2 separate regions of the Homo sapiens genome follow, and region 2 is linked to region 1. A link is a contact called in ENCODE Hi-C or POLR2A ChIA-PET data. All regions are on one chromosome and are shown on one strand. Each heading gives the region's core, a stretch centred on a gene start or an enhancer-like site at or near the end of the contact. The rest is flanking DNA. Distances are from core to core; before and after follow the strand shown.

Region 1 (2,827 bases), core at 155-2,654:
TTGCTCTGTTGCCCAGGCTGGAGTGCAGTGGCACGATCTCGGGTCACTGCAACTTCCGCCTCCCGGATTCAAATGATTCTTCTGCCTCAGCCACCAGAGTAGCTGGGACTACAGGCACGTGCTACCACTCCCAGCTAATTTTTGTATTTTTAATAGGGACAGGGTTTCACCGTGTTGGTCAGGCTGGTCTCGAACTCCTGACCTCAAGTGATCTTGATCTACCTGCCTTGGCCTTCCGAAGTACTGGGATTACAGGCATGAGCCACCGCGCCCAGACTTGACACATCTAAGTTTTTGTATTTTTAGTAGAGACAGGGTTTTGCCACTTTGGCCATGGCTAAGCTGGTCTTGAACTCCTGACCTCAGGTGATCCACCCGCCTTGACCTCCCAAAGTGTGGTGTGAGCCACCGCGCCTGGCCTATTTATTTATTTATTTTTGAAACAGGGTTTCAATCGGTTGCCCAGGCTGGAATGCAGTGGTATGATCTCAGCTCACTGCAGCCTCAACGTCCATGGCCCAAGGAATCCTCTTGCCTCAGCCTCCCAAGTAGCTGAGACTATAGGCATGTGCCACCATGCCCAGATAATTTTTAAATTTCTTGTAGAGATGAGGTCTCCCTATGGTTGCCCGAGCTGGTCTCGAACTCCTGGGCTCAAGGTATCCTCTTGCCTCAGCCTCCCAAAGTGCTGGGATTACAGGCATGAGACATCATGCCCAGCCCACATCTGTATTTTATATAGTACTGATATATATAACTAACAGAAGGCACTCAGTATTTGTTTGAATCACCGGTTGGATGGACCAACACATAGATTGGTAGATGGATACCTGACTGTTCTTGTTGGTTTACGTGGATGGGGTGCATGTGATTCTCACGGCTCAGGTACCCCTGTTTATACCTTTATAGTATTCACCCTTCTTCAACATGTCTTTCTTTCTGACAAAGTACCTTTTTAGGCATAGTGACTTGAGTGGACAGAGGGCATCATATTCCCTGCAGATATTTTGGGAGCTGTAATCTAAGGAAGAAAAAAATAGTAATGGCTGTTTATTAGACTGTACTGGCTACTGTGCTTGACACAGGTTCTTAATCATAATAACCATGTGAAATAAGAGATTTCCCCTCAAATGTGGAAGCAGAGGATAATGAACTTGCCCAAGGTCTCACAGCCAGTGGGTGACACAAGATGGAATTTAAACTGCAGTCTGTCTGATTCTAAGGCTCAAACACTAAATTGCCTCATATTTTAGTTACTCAGAGTTTTCTTGGTTAGTCTCAGACCATTAAGATATATCAAAAGGTTTTATAACAGCAGCACTATTGACATTTGGGGCTGGATAATTCCTCACCATGGGAGGCTGTCCTGTGCATTGTAGGATGTTTGGCACCATTCCTGGCCTTCACCTGTCACATACTGGTGGTGCTCTGGCACCCAGAAGCAAAAACCAAAAATGTCAGCAGACATTGCCACATTTCTGGGGGGCATTCCACTCCCCTTGAAAAGCACTGGTAAATTATTTCATGATTTGTTGTCCTTTGATCTTGCTGGTTTTTAAAAATATGACATTAGGCCGGGTGCGGTGGCTCACACCTGTAATCCCAGCACTTTGGGAGGCCGAGGTGGGCGGATCACCCGAGGTCAGGAGTTCGAGACCAGCCTGGCCAGCATAGTGAAACCCTGTCTCTACTAAAAATACAAAATTAGCTGGGCATGGTGGTGCATCCCTGTAATCCCAGCTACGTGGGACGCTGAGGCAGGAGAATTGCTTGAACCCAGGAGGTGAAGGTTGCGGTGAGCCTAGATCATGCCATTGCACTCCAGCCTGGGCAACAAGAGCGAAACTCTATCTCAAAATAAATAAATAAATGAATAAAACTATGACATCTCACAAGGAACTGTCAGTGGGTTCAAACCATCTTCTTATGATAGTTAATAGTACTGCCTGGTTCTGGTGGTCTTGTGTCACGCCTTTCTCTCATTGCTTCTCTCCTCTTCTGTCTTATCTTTTGTCTTTTGTCTCTGATTTTTCTAAATAAAGCGCATCTGGGTAAAGCGGTGTTTGTGGGACTTTTTACACAGGTATCGATTTAGCAGGCATTCAGAACTCTGAGATTATAGCCATTAGTGCTAATAAAAAGAAGGCAATTTACATCTTCTGATTATAGTACAGGGGGAAAATGCATAATTTTTAGCAAGCAGGGAATTGAATGGCTTCCAGACTCTACAGAGTTAATCCTCCTCAGGGTAGTATTGATTGACATGCTGGAGGACGTTAATGTGCGAATCTTTTTGGGAACGGGGGAGGAGAGTGGAAATTGCAGTTTCTCTACTAATTGTACTTTAGGTGTCGTTTATGACAATTTCATGTTGTCTAGACAGAGGGAAATGGTGGAGAAATTATTTCAGTAGAGTCAAATGTTGAGTCCAAAAGGAATCAGGGTGGTTGCTGAAGTCAAGATCAGGGTGAAAGGGCAAGTAGTACATCCCCAGAGGCGAATCAGTGAAATCAAATGTCACTAAGAGAAGCAGTTCAGAATGAACCTTGGATATAAGAAAAGTGATTGTACTCTGAGCTTTGTGTTAGCTCAAGGGCTAACAGTGGATTGTTTGGGGTCCCAGCTGTAGTCTCTGCCCTCATATTTCTGCAGATTCTAGAAACCTCATTCCATGGACAGATATGAGCTGGGAAATTGGCCTCCTTGCCTCTGGTTAATAAACACCCCAGCACACTGTGCTTTGCTTTTCCCTCATTCTCTTGAGGCTTCACGTACTAACTCGCTTTGCCTTTCTGATATTCGTCCTAAGATTTTACTTCCTATTATA
Region 2 (3,097 bases), core at 83-2,582, 1.2 Mb before region 1:
CATAAAATTCCAGTATTTAAAAAGCAGTTTACTGTTCTGTACTTTCTGTTGTATCACAATCAGGTAAAAGTCACTTTAAACTGAGGAAACGGCAAATTGTGTTTTAAAGCTCTTTGTATTTCTCCAGTTTCTGACCTTGTAAATTTGTATATATGCACTAATAAAGCTTTTTTTATAATCCTGATGGGTTATCCTTTTGCTCGTCAACTCCTGTTATTCTGATTATGTAACCAGGACTTGTTTTTTTTTCTAAGCATATACAATGCAAGGTGCAAACATTTAACAACAGCTTTCAAGAAAATGAGCAGGAGATCTTTAATGGGGAGTGGTGGGGCCAGTTTAGACAAACAGGCTTCTAGTCCCAGATGGTGCTGTGTGATCAAAGTTTTGGGGTCTAATATTATCTATAATATCTAGATTGGTTAATAGCCATATTAGATAATATTTTACCTACTTAATTCCTGGCAATGATGTAATATGGTTAACATTTCAGAAAAAAAGGTGCTTTATAGCTTTTTTCCCCCCACTGATAAAAGTAACAGATACGGTTATATTCATATATAGTTAACCAAAGACACGTGTTTGAATTTTATTGTAGTATATTTATTTTTTTGTTGTTGGTTTTTTGTTTTTTTTTTTTCTGGAGACAGAATTTCGCTCTTGTTGCTCAGGCTGGAGTGCAATGGCACGATCTCGGCTCACCGCAACCTCCGCCTCCCAGGTTCAAGTGATTCTCCTGCCTCAGCCTCCCGAGTAGCTGGGATTACAGGCATGCGCCACCACACCCAGCTAATTTTGTATTTTTAGTAGAGATGGGGTTTTTCCATGTTGGTCAGGCTAGTCTCCAACTCTCGACCTCCCAAAGTTCTGGGATTACAGGCGAGAGCCACCGCGCCTGGCCTGGAGTAAATTTCTATGCATATAATTGATTTTTTTAAACCTAATCAAAATGTGTGATTTGAATTTGTTAGCTCTGTTTCTTAAGATTTGCAGTGTAGAAGGTAATTTTTCCTTTCTAGCTGTGCAGTGGAGAGAATGTTAAGGTGAAAGGAGAGAAGCAGCAGCTCTCTTAGAGCAAATTATGCATAACAGTTATCTAAAGCCAACAGCAAACCAGCTTGGAAGTATGTTGAAGGCTACTGGCATCGTACTCATCAATGCGGTTTCGATTCCGAGGCTGGGGCTGTGATGTATGAGGGGAAGAAAGCCGCTGCCCGCCATACATGTTGCAGACCTTCCCGGGGTCCCCGCTCCCTCCTTGGGGGCGAGGCCTAGCTCCCCGGAAGCGCCCGACCGCCCCGCCCTTTCTCCGCTTCCTGCTTTCGGTTGCTAGACTACCCGGGCCCTCACAGAAGGCGGTGGCGGGCGGGTGCAGCGAGTTTGTCCCCTTGCCCGCACACTGCTTGGCCTCTGTACTTAAGTGCGGTGGCCGCCTGCCTCGCTGGAGCTTCTCTGCCGCAGCCATCCGTGCTGCTTGGGACGGGCCGGGGCGCGAAGGCGGTCGCATCCATCGCTCTGCCCTCCTGGGAAGTTTCTGCTCTCCTTCCCCGCTCCTACCCTTAGGAAACCCCCTCACCACCTGCCCCAGACCAGGTTCCTCTGAACCCTAAATTCAATCTTTAGGGCCCACTTTCCCAACCCCCTGACCTTTTTCCATCGGCACCTACCGAGACGACTTCGTCGCGTGCTCCCATACCCATTTCTTTCACTTTCCTGTGGCGAGCATCTCCTTTCTCAGGGAAAGGGAAGCATGGGGCCAGCACCTTGGGAAGAAGAAGCGGGAAGATACGCTGCCCTCCCTGTCTCAGATGCACCTCTGGCCTCGGCGTGACCACCTTGTTTAGCTGAGGAGAAGCTGGGTTGGCAGGGTTTTCTGAAGTCAAGAGGGAGCTGGGGGGCGCCCGGGGAGGTATTGGCAGTTTTTTCACTTGTCCTCTTGTGGCTTTGTAGCTTCTCTTGTGTAATCAGCTGCCTATTTGGAAATTGGGCAGGGTTTGCGACTGGATGCTAATGTCACTGACTAGTTTTCAGCCTACCATCCAGAAGTAACATGTTCCCAGCTTTGGAAACGCACCTAAAGCAGGTCGGTACACAACACGGAAAGCCACAGAAATTTCTTCGGGGAACTCCATTTCTTCGGGAACTCCACAGAAATCTGCTACTAGATGAGAAGGGATGTTCTGGTGGCATCTTTTCTCAGCTGGAGATCTTGATCCCCACGATAGAATAATTCGCATGGAATGCAGCTCGCTTGGTTTAGTCTAGTCCTATGCAACAACGCTCATGTACTTTTTGTTGAGTCTATTATGGTTTGAAAACATTATCTTGATTGAAGTGGCCTTTCCTTTCACAGACTATTCCTGATCCTTATGAAGACTTTATGTACCGTCACCTCCAATATTATGGCTACTTTAAAGGTAATACCATGTTCTTATCTAGTATCACCTTTCCTGGACTCAAGAGGAAAATTGCTTCGTTAGCTGGGAGGGTTGCACTTGGGTAGACTAATAAATAATTTGCATTGACAAATAAATACTTTTTCCTCTACCATTAGTGAAAAGTACTTCCTTTCCCCATTGATCTGCGGGTCACCTCTGTCAAGTAGACAGCATCACTTAATACAAAGGTCTGTTTCTGGGCTCTCTATTCCATTGGTCTGTTTGGCTATCCTTTACCAGTATCACTGTCTCTTAATTACTATATGGCATTAAAATAGTCTTTATCTGGAAAGACATGTCTTCCCACCTTGTTCTTCAGAAGTGTCACGGCTGTTCTTGAGTCTTTGCCTTACTATATAAATTTTACAATTGGCGGCCGGGCACGGTGGCTCACACCTGTAATCACAGCACTTTGGGAGGCCGAGACGGGTGGAGCACGAGGTCAGGAGATCGAGACCATCCTGGCTAACACGGTGAAACCCCGTCTCTACTAAAAATACAAAAAAATTAGCCGGGCGTGGTGGTGGGTGCCTGTAGTCCCAGCTACTGGGAAGGCTGAGGCAGGAGAATGGCGTGAACCTGGGAGGCGGAGCTTGCAGTGAGCCGAGATCAAGCCACTGCACTCCAGCCTGGGCGACAGAGTGAGACTCTGTCTCAAA

What was found. Hi-C counts contacts between places; a loop is a spot of excess contacts on that map. ChIA-PET counts read pairs that join two places held with the same protein, here RNA polymerase II (POLR2A).
Region 2: a loop to region 1 is called in a map with no recorded cell type, with 9 times the contacts of the local background. The contact joins the promoter of AGBL2 here to the enhancer-like site in region 1. A Hi-C loop is called at or near these places in 1 of 37 single-sample maps with no recorded cell type. POLR2A ChIA-PET finds 5 or more read pairs at or near these places in 1 of 52 experiments (A673).

The regions. Positions count from the first base shown.
Region 1 is chr11:46,522,913-46,525,739 of GRCh38, reverse strand. All of the region lies in intron 7 of AMBRA1 (autophagy and beclin 1 regulator 1), which reads left to right. Among named protein-coding and RNA genes, the nearest start is that of AMBRA1, 70 kb to the left of the region's middle. Within about 2 kb of position 1,404, at least 2 of the 41 ENCODE cell types and tissues checked have a DNase peak (open chromatin) inside an H3K27ac peak, as active enhancers do.
Region 2 is chr11:47,713,604-47,716,700 of GRCh38, reverse strand. It overlaps AGBL2 (AGBL carboxypeptidase 2), which reads left to right and starts at 1,332. Exons shown (of 19, transcript NM_024783.4): 1 at 1,332-1,526; 2 at 1,951-2,083; 3 at 2,354-2,417. The coding sequence starts at 2,051. FNBP4 (formin binding protein 4) reads left to right here. Exons shown (of 17, transcript NM_015308.5): 17 at 1-207. RefSeq lists an enhancer at 1,595-1,654.